Linked DNA regions of Homo sapiens: region 1 is linked to region 2. Evidence: chromatin loops called from intact Hi-C (ENCODE). Cell type or tissue: A673. All regions are shown on one strand. Links, peaks and the distances in the headings refer to the core of each region. The heading gives the core; the rest is flanking DNA. Region 1 has its middle 490 kb from the start of LINC01493. Region 2 has its middle 810 kb from the start of LINC01493.

Region 1 (5,393 bases), core at 131-5,130, 320 kb after region 2:
TCTAAAACATTGCTGGAATATAGAAGACTCTCAAAACTGTTTACTAAATAAAGGAAAACTCTAATTGAGGAAAATCGTAGAAAGTGGTTAATTTTATGAGATTTAAAAGATTTACTGATTATGATTATTAACTAGCAACATTTTAAATTTAGAAGAGACAAAGTACAACTGGAACAGTCTTTTTAAACTTCTTTTTACCTTAGAATGTGCAGATTATAAAAATATTAAAAATAATTATTTTGATTAATTAACACATGAAATGACTTGGAAACATTCCTAGAACATTATGACTAGATTCATATTGGAATTAAATAATTTTTCAAGTTTTCAATATCTGTATATATAATATTCTGATAACTATAAAAAGAGTAAAGTGCTCTTATTCTTTCATTTTCTTCCTAATTTCTGTTTGAATAATTAAATGTCATTTTGCCTATTTTTATGATAAGTTCTACTTGGGTATATGATAAAATGACCCATTTTCATTTGATTATGTAACTGTTTTAGAAAATTTATTTTAAATAACAAGAATATTTACTATAATGAATATAATTAATATACATTTGTTAGGTCAAAGGAATCTTCTGCAGGCCATTTTCTGAGTGCATCTTTCCTCTCTTTTATTAATGGTTCATATTGGACAATTTGTTAAAATATGGAAATTGAGGAGATACATTAGAAAGGTCAACAAAAATATAAACAGTCTTAAGTTTCCAGGTGACATAAAACATAGTGATTTGAGTAAGGCCTAGAAGTTATAAGGCTCTGTGTTTTTTTTCTCCAAATGTTATTTAAATAGAGTAAGTGATTTTTATAGTTCTCTTCGTTCTTCCATTAGTTTATAATTTAAAACCCTGTGATTAAATATTTCAAACATTAGCATTTTCAGAGTATAAAATGTATAAATGCAAATTATTTGTATTGCCAATGAATTTTTAACTTTCAGAACTGTAAATTCTCCCAAAGTTGGGGATGCTGGGAACCATGAGGATACTGTCACTACTTCATCTCGGCACATATTCCACTTGCTTTCACTACAACTCTCTGTTTATTTTTAATGAAATCTGTAGTGCCTCTAAAATGTGTACTTTGCATTTGATATGCTTTCTCAACATTAGCTCATTAATCTTCTAGCCTTTCTAACAAGTCATAGAAAAGTGAGTCTATTCCAAGTGCAAAAATCCACAGAATAAATTTAGCATTAAGTTGTTTGTGACTGAAAGCCATAGAAATTATGGTAGTAATTAGAAATGGTATAAGAAATGCTCTGTATCCTTTTTTCCTACATTTTCTTTTTCTCTTCCTGTCTTTCTCGTATTATTTTTTCAACATTTATCTTTTAGACAGTAAGTATAGTAAGAGGAATGAGTTGATATTGACTAGTAATTATAGTAGCATACTTTTTATTTAATTTTTCTCTATAAATTTACATTCTCTGCTTAAATTCTCCATCTCATCCTTCAGTATATTGACCTCTCATGCTCTATTATATTATTTTAGTCACAGTTATTTTAATGTTCTGGTTTAATAACTGTAAACTGCGAGGACATTAGAGGCTTTGGATCTTGTTATCTTCCTCTAGAAGGGATTCACTTCAAGTTCTTTAGTCTCCTAGGACTGAATTGTTCTCAAGGCCTCTCAGCCATGGCAGTTGTGATGTCCAATTTCTTTCTCTTCTGTCTGGCACAGTTCAGTCTAGAGATTCTGCTCATCTTGTCAGTTCCCTCAGCAATCATTTTTAGTTAGCAGATGCCACAGCAAGAGGAGTTTAGTGTTATTTTAATGTCTCTGTATTTCTCTCCTACATACCTCCTCAGATTTTGACTGCATGAGAAGCTCTCAGGATTCTTCAAATTTTTTTTTTGTATGTCGCTAGCATTGGTTTGATACAATCTCACTTATCACATTCAGAAATAATTTATAAAAAATATAGTATACTTATTTAGTAGTATTTATAATATTTAATAATTTTAGTATTTAGTAATTGAGTAGTATTTGTAGGAATAAGATTTTAAAATAACAACAATATTTCTTATACCATTATTTGAGAAGTCTTTATGTAAGAATCAAACTGTTACAGCATGTGCTCAAAAACTGACTACTTTGTAATCTAAGATGAAAGGTGTAGAGTCAAATGAATAACGTTTTGGGGACAGCTTTTGACTGAGCACATGATTTTAGTTGGATCAATTAACTGTTCTCAGCCTCAGATCATCCTTTTGTAGGAAATCAACTTTTTCAGTCTCACTTCCTCTATGAATAAAGATTATCTGATAAATGAGAAAACCCGCTGAGATCCGCAGAAAGAGGGTACAATGTAAAAGTAAAACATTGTTTTGTAAAAGGAGCTGTCTCAGTAAGGGATTGCTTTATTGAGCAATCTGAACTAATTGTGATAACCTCAAAGGGTAGTAAAATACACTGATCTATGCCACCAACACTGCTATATTAGCAGATCTAGAAAGGGTGAGCAGAGATAGTAGGGAATGAGATCACAGACTTAAAAGAGTACAGTAATGGTGTGGGTATAGATTATATAGAAGTTTTTTAGGCCACCGTGTGGACTTTGCTATTTAGAGTCAGTTAGGAAGCCAAATTAAGGTTGTAAGAAGAGGAATGTCATGATTAGATTTTCTTTTAAAATATTTCTTATATGGCTGCAATATTCTGAATAGATTAACGAGAAGTAATGACAGAAACTGAAGGGGCAATAAGAAACTTATACAATAATTTTTGCTTATCTCTTTTATTCTGTCAGGAAGGTAAATGTTTGTGAGAAGCCCACTAATAGATCATACCTCAGGCTCAGTTGGCCAGGATTGAGTTATTGCTTACTCCTGAGCTGCAAGTGTATCTAAGAAAGGAGATATCTGGTATTGTCTGTGGATATAGTGGAAGACAGACTCTGCTGGCAAAAAAAAAAAAAAAAGGGAGAAATAGCCATTGGTTAGGCAATGAATAATGCTTTTCATGGTGATATTTAGGCTTAGAGCATTACGAATGCCTTGAAGCTATTAGGTAGGATATTAAATTGATGAAGTTATTTGAGAATAGCCTTTCTGACTGTTCCAGAAAAATGGACCAGTGGTGAGCAAGACAAGAAGTAAGGAATCCAATTAGAAAGATCTTGCCGTAATTCAGAAGACACATGATAGCATATGAAAGTGGCCTGGGATTGACTGAATGTGAGAGCTGAGGGTCATGGAGAGGAAGCATCAATGATGTTGCTCACACTAGATTTCTAGATTGGACAAATGGTTATAATATGTTGCCATTATTGACACTTGTGCTTTTGTTTTGAAGGGGAGCAAGTTTGGGAAGGAAATGATGAGATTAGCTGTGATTATGCTGAGTTTAGATGTGCCGGGAAAAAAATCTAAATAATAATATGAAATAAGCAAATCTGAAGCACAAGAAAAATATTAAAGCTAAAAATATATATTTTAGAGTTACATACATGCTGATAATTCTGGCCAAATTATAAAATAGTTAATCCAGAAAAAACTAAGATTGAATCAAGATGGTGTTGTGAACAAACACTTTCACTCTCCTGTCCTATATGCAAAGAAGGGACAGCGAGAGTGAGGCAAATAGCAGATAAAGGGAGGTTCAAAAATAAAATATGTAACGGAAGAATATTTGTGATGAATTGGAAATGTTCAGTCTCAGACTATAAAGAGCATATAAAATATAATCTTTAGAAATATATAGTTTTCTTTTCTTTGGAAGATAGTGGATTAGAGGCTTTTGTATGTCTCAGCCACGTGGAAACAGGAAAATAGCACATAAAAATGAACTCTGAGAGTGTTAATTCAAGAAGAAAGACAATAATTCACCAGAATAGCCAAGGACAACCCAGACCCTGGAGAGGAGAAGGTGGGCAAGCAGTCCCTGTTATGGCTTTTGGCTGATAAATATATGAGTGAAGCCCCACTACGTGAGAGGGTTAGTTACTCTCCCTCTATGTCTCTCCTTTCCTCTGGGGATCTGTGCAACCCAGGCCAAGGGAGAGCACCACTTTTCTCTCAAGCCCTGGAGCTAACTTGGGGAGAGGCAGACAGAGGGAAAGACACTGGGAAAAGCTGCAGGCATTTTCCCAGACCTAGGGCTGAGAAGAGGATGTCATTTTAAACCTAGTCTCATAGAAAATCAGATAAGGAGTGGGAGAGAGGCAGATACCACTCCCCTGGAAATCTAATCCTCACCACAGTTTACCCCTAAGGAAGGAGGGAGTGCAGCCTCCCAAAGCTCTTTTGGGTCAAAGAAAACATGAACATGGTGCCAGGTATTGAATGTAGCAGCACAAAAGCCCTGGAATAGACATGTAGGATGGATGACCCCTGCAATGGGGACATCTCTTGCCTCCATTCCCCTCTTCAGTGCACTGTTGTAGACTCAGCAGTGGCCCAGTTAGGGCCTGAGGAGTATGAGCTGAAAGAAACTACTTCTCGGCCAAGCACAGTGGCTCACACCTGTAATCCCAGCACTTTGGGAGGTTGAGGCAGGTGGATCACCTGAGGTCAGTAGTTCGAGACCAGCCTAACCAACATGGAGAAACCCCATATATACCAAAAATACAAAATTAGCCAGGTGTGGTGGTGCATGCCTGTAATCCCAGCTACTGAGAAGGCTGAGGCAGGAGGAGAATTCCTTGAACCCGGGAGGCGAATGTTGTGGTGAGCTGAGATCGTGCCATTACACTCCATCCTGGGCAACAAGAGTGAAACTCAGTCTAAAAAAAAAAAAAAGAAGAAGAAGAAGAAAAGAAAAAGAAATCAGTTCTCAGGATTTTTTAGCCTCTCCAACCCCAATGAAGGTGAACACATGCTGAGAGAGGACACTTTTTATGCTCTCCATTGCCTCGGCCACCACCCCTATCTGTTAGCTCTTATTCTTAAGTGCCATCTGCTAAACTATAGCCTGAAATATACCACCAAACAAAAATACATCACTGCAATAAGAAACATCTGAGAAAGCCACTGCATGAATCTATCTGCAGCCAAGGAACCTGTATGGAGCCTCAGCACCTTGAAAGCACTCAAAAATAAAGCCAATTGATTATATGCAACATATATCACGGTCATGCCATCAAGAGTAAAAAGAATAAAAAATAAAGAAGTACCACTGAAATTAAAAAAAATAAAAACAAACAAAAAAAGTCTCCGAATCATCAGCTCCCTGAGATGAGAAGGAATTGGCACAAGAACTGAATGTCAGAGTTTCTCATCACCTCAAAATAATACCACTAGCTCCCAAGCAATGAATCTAAATCAGAACAAAATGTCTGGAATGACAGATATAGAACTCAGAATATGGATGACAAGGAAACTCAACTAGATTCAAGAGAAAGTTGAAATTCAACTCAAAGAAGCCAGAAAAATTATCCAAGACTT
Region 2 (5,393 bases), core at 131-5,130:
AAAATCCAGGGATTTAAATATTGAAGAATATATATTTTTTATGAAGCTCATTTTTAAAAACAATAGTATATCTGAGAATCTCTCTTGTTGAGGCATTGTATAAAAGTTTTTGAGTTCTGGGCCTGGGTCCAGGTTGGGTATTGTTAGCAAGGAGGCCACAGGCAGGGAACACTTGTACTCTAATCCCAGGCTCGATGTGTGGGTATAAATTATGTAACTGCTATCTGTTCTCTGGGCAGGACCAGCTCTCCTCTCCCAGGCAAAGGCACAACATTGGGTAAAGAATCCAAGGCTCTTTCTTATTCCTTGATCTAACTGACCTCATTTTTCTTCCAGGGCTACACTGTGCTCATTCCAGCCTTTAGGATTTTACAGTTGCTATCTGTTTTCTGTGGAAAGTTCTGTCTCCAAAACATTGCAAGTCGGTAACGTCTTACTATCCAGTTGTCATCTCAGATGTCACCTCTTCTGGATTTTATTTTCTTCATATACTAATCTCTCTGCAAAATTATCATAATGATTTATTTATCATTAAGTAAATACAAGTTTAGTTACTACTATGCAACAGGTATTGGTTCATGTTTCTGGAATACATTATTTAAAAAAATAATGTATTTTTAAATCCCTGTATTCTGGAAACAATGATGTAATATCTTATGCATTGTTTCATGCATAGGTATTACATGAAACAGGTACCATGTCATGTTTCCAGAATACAGGGATTCAAAACTAATGGTATCCCTGAAAGTAAGGAATTCAAATTGCACGCACATGATAAACATGTAAACAAATAAATCATTTTAGGGCTAGATGAAGTGTATGAAAAATAGCCACCAAGACGCAAACTGAAGCCCTAGAGAACATAGAAATTGAGAAGCTCATTTGAGTAGGTAAGGGTTAAACTCTCATTTTTAAAAATTTTTTTTGAGATGGAGTCTCACTCTGTCACCAGGCTAGAGTGCAGTGGCACGATCTCGGCTCACGGCAACCTCTGACTCCCTGGTTCAAGCGATTCTCCTGCCTCAGCCTCCTGAGTAGCTGGAATTACAGGCACGCACCACCACACCCAGCTAATTTTTGTATTTTTAGTACAGATAGGGTTTCACCATGTTGGCCAGGATGGTCTCAATCTCCTGACCTTGTGATTCACCTGCCTCGGCCTCCCGGAGTGCTGGGATTACAGGTGTGAGCCACTGTGACCAGCCAAGGGTTAAATTCTTGAGACGATTGTGTTTTAACTTATTCTTAATTTGTAAAGATCTTATAAATGAGCACTGCAAGCAAAAAGCACAGGAAGTACAAAGCATGGACAGAACTGAGCAAGAGAATGAAAGTCAGAGAATGAGTGAGCAGAGAGAGGTGAGTTCTGAGAATCTGACAGGCCAGATAGTGTGAGCCTTATAGGATATAGTAAAGGATTTGAATTCTATACAAAGTTTAATTTAAAAAATGAATATTTTAAAGAAAGGGCATAATAATATGCTACGCATATTTTTTAGTGTTCTGTCTGGCTGCTGTTGTGGAGAACCAATGGAGAATGTTACATTAGGATAATTTGCTGTACCCTAGATTTGTTGTAGTAGCAAATACATGATGTAATTTCAGTGGCTTCATACCAACAACGTTTATTTGTCATTCAAGCACTGAGGCAAGTGGGGAAATGTCTTGATTTGATGAATTGTCAAAGGTATGAGCTTACCGGCTTCTCATCACAAGGCTGTAAGTTTGCCGTAATGGAGAATAAGGACTCAGTAATGCATCAGATGTGAAGCGATGTATAATATATGCCCTCAGTTCTATTTGCTAGACCCCCGTCACATATTAAAATGAACTACAACAGTGAACAGGAAATATAGGGGAGCAATTGATATTCCATGAGCACTAACTGGACATGTCAGACAAGGAAAAAATAAGTGAAGAGTAAGACCTGTTAGGATGCAGTTCTGTAATTAGAATAAATGAGTGAAAAAAAAAGGATTATGAAAAAAGAGTGCTATATTTGGGCCAGGTGTGGTGGCTCACCCTGTAATCCCAGCACTTTGGGAAGCCAAGGTGGGTGGATCACCTGAGGTCAGGAGTTCAAGACCAGCCTGGCCAACATGGTGAAACCCCGTCTCTACTAATAATACAAAAATTAGTCGGGCATGGTGGCACATGCCCTTAATCCCAGCTACGCGGGAGGCTGAGGCAGGAGAACTGCTTGAACCCAGGAGGTGGAGGTTGCAGTGAGCTGAGATCATGCCATTGCACTCTAGCCTGGGTGACAAGAGTGAAACTCTGTTTCCAGAAAAAAAAAAAAGAAAAGAGTGCTATATTTAAAATTGAGGGGTGTGTGTGTGTATGTGTGTGTGAAGTATAACTATAGTGGATTCCTAAGAAGGAAAAGATCATCATTACTAAGGAAATTAAAAAACTTAAAAGTCATTTATGTGAATGTTGAAGTTTTCTCTGCTTATGAAAAGTAATATATATTTCCTAAATAATTTTTTATACCTTTATTTCTACTTTAAGATGAACATTTTAAATGTTTTTATGTTTTGGATTAGAAATACACCCCCTTTGAGTTTGACTAAGTTAAATTTTATAAGTGAGAATCCTGTTTTATCCTAACCTCTCTGTTGACTCTGGTCAGTTTTCTCTGTAACTTTAATGAACAATCATCTTTTGCCACTTTTACCCAGTTATTTCTGTGTTGACGTTTCACGAGTCTGATATTTTATGGAAAGCTAATTTCCTTCCTTCCTTCCTTCCTTCCTTCCTTCCTTTCCTTCCTTCCCTCCCTCCCTTCCTCTCTTTTCTTTCTACATTTATTCACTCATTTGTTTATTTATTGCCATTATGAGCCTATTACATGATGTAAGAAAAGAACTCTGGACTGAGTATCAGGAAGCCTACATTCTTGTTCTAGTTTAACCTGTTATTCTCTATGTCCATTCATTCAACACTATTCAAGATATATTTTTTACATTCTATGTGCAAGTTTCTGAGAGAAGAGTTTACAAGAGTGCCTCCATTGAGCTTAAATTCCATTGGAAAGGAAAGGGATGGAAACAACAAAATCACAACCTTATCTCTTCATGGGCCATTTGTTGAAAAGAACATGGAGTTATAAAGAAAATAAATATCTGTCGATTATAAAATTATTTACAAATGTAGCTTTTGTTGTTTTTTAGCTTTCTGTGCCTTGAAATTTGTTTTCTCCATATATTCCTATGATTTTTGAAGATTATTTTAAACAATATGAGCTGGTCCAGTCAGCTGGTAGTAGTTGTTCTTTTATCAGTACTCCTTAACCCATTATTGGATGGATTTACTGCCTATAGCCGTAGACTGACCTCACTTTTCTTAGGTCAAAGGTAACTCTGACCCACTCCACAGGGCTCCTTCATATTCAGCAAGTCTGACTTTCTGGGTTTCAAACTCTCTGTTAGGAAAATGTGGTGACTTGCTACTTAGATTCCTCTTAGGTAAAACTAGTGTTTGTAATTTCTGAGGCCTGTGGATGAGACACAGTGCAAAAATATCAGGAGTTATTAATAAAGTGTGAGTGTTCACAGTGAGGTCACTGAGAAATGATAGGCGCGAAGGAATTAATCATTCTTACCATGTCTCTGGCAGCGGGAGCTTAAAGTTATAAAATCTTTTGATATTTATAACAGTATTCCTTTCTACATATTTTGTCAAATATTTTGATTTCTTTCATTTTCTGTATATGTGCTCTAAAATATAAGATAGTAAAACAAATTTTATTTTTACATAAGCAGGGCATTAAAATAAATTTTATTAGAAAAATATACTACTTTGTCTATGTGAAACAAGTATTTCTGGTGAGTTTCATTGCCTGATCCCCATTAGACTTTTCATCCCCATAACAATTTTATATTTAGTCAGAGAGGGTAAACCCAAAATCAGCAACACCAAGGATTTCCACAGTCGTGTTCACCAACAGTCAAACATGACTTTATTTAATCCCAGAAATTGTCCCCTAGTTACAATTGGTTTACATGAATAGAAAAGGTCAAACTCCTGGTCTGATTTTGCTTTGTTTTTGTTGTCTTTCCAAGACCTTGTACAGAGTTTAGGTCTTCAGCTTCTTCTTTTCCTTTACTAAAATGTTCTTAAAAGCAGCTTTTAACTAATTCGGTTTTCATAAAGGTTTTCTGGTTGCCATTATTGTTGCTGCTTCTGCTGTTTACTAATAGCTTTTCATTATGAAATGATATATATTATATTGTTATAATTTTATATCATCTATATCATTAATATACTTATATGAGATATATATGTCATATCTATTAAGACTACCTGTGTGTATATTTTTAATTAATCTGTATTATTTTACTCGATTTTATTTAACATCCTTATTTTATTTCTATTACATTTCCTTCATAATAGTTTAATCATAGTCAACACAAGAATCACTCGGGTAAGTTTTTTTTTTTTTTTTCTCTTTTCTGAGACAGAGTTTCACTCTTGTTGCTCAGGCTGGAGTGCAATGGCACAATCTCAGCTCACTACAAACTCTGCCTCCTGGGTCAAGCGATTCTCCTGCCTCAGCCTTCCGAGTAGCTGGGATTACAGACAAGCACCACCATACCCAGCTAATTTTGTATTTTTAGTAGAGATAGGGTTTCATCATGTTGGTCAGGCTGGTCTCAAACTCCTGACCTCAGCTGAGCCACCTGCCTTGGCCTCCCAAAGTGCTGGGATTACAGGAGTGAGCCACCGCACCTGGACAGTAAGTTCTTACTCAAAAAAGAGGAACGAAGATAGATAGATATATAATTTCTTTTTTTTTTTTTTTGAGGTGGAGTCTTGCTCTGTCGCCCAGGCCAGTGTGCAGTGGCACGGTCTCTGCTCACTGCAAGCTCTACCTCCAGGGTTCACGCCATTCTCCTGCCTCAGCCTCCAGAGTAGCTGGGACTACAGGCACCCGCCACCATGCCTGGCTAATTTTTTGTATTTTTAGTAGAGACAAGGTTTCACCGTGTTAGCCAGGATGGTCTCCTGACCTCATGATCCACCCGCCTCGGCCTCTCAATGTGCTGGGATTACAGGCAGGAGCCACCAGGCCCGGCCGGAGATATAATTATTTTATTTTTTCCCCATTGGTATGCAACATATCTCCAACATAAAAAGCTACTCAATTTTGTTAATTAAAGGAAGAAGAGCAACAGGGCAAATCTAAATTTGTAGGTAGACAGTTGAATTACAAGTAAAATGATTCTTCCAAGAAAATATGAATTCTGTCCAGATTTTTAGCTCAAGGAAACTATTAGAATAGTGATAGCACCACGATGACATAAAAGAGTTTTAAAGTCTAGATTTTGAAAAGTTTTGTAGAATTATGTTTTCTTCTTTTAAGATTGGTTCATTCCTTACATGAGAGCACT

What was found. Hi-C counts contacts between places; a loop is a spot of excess contacts. Peaks named below come from ENCODE experiments on the same cell type or tissue, not always from the same donor. Only the 100,000 strongest peaks of a DNase experiment are listed, where the experiment ranks them.
Region 1: a loop joins it to region 2, with 11 times the contacts of the local background. A loop is called at or near these places in 1 of 110 quality-filtered maps.

What each region holds. Positions count from the first base shown.
Region 1 is chr11:39,136,654-39,142,046 of GRCh38, reverse strand. No RefSeq gene overlaps it. Among named protein-coding and RNA genes, the nearest start is that of LINC01493, 490 kb to the right of the region's middle. In A673, for the core only: no CTCF peak of the experiment used is centred there; DNase peaks (open chromatin) are centred at 1,776 and 2,286; H3K27ac peaks cover 3,122 bases.
Region 2 is chr11:39,456,079-39,461,471 of GRCh38, reverse strand. No RefSeq gene overlaps it. Among named protein-coding and RNA genes, the nearest start is that of LINC01493, 810 kb to the right of the region's middle. In A673, for the core only: no CTCF peak of the experiment used is centred there; DNase peaks (open chromatin) are centred at 191, 1,701, 2,791 and 3,461; H3K27ac peaks cover 5,000 bases.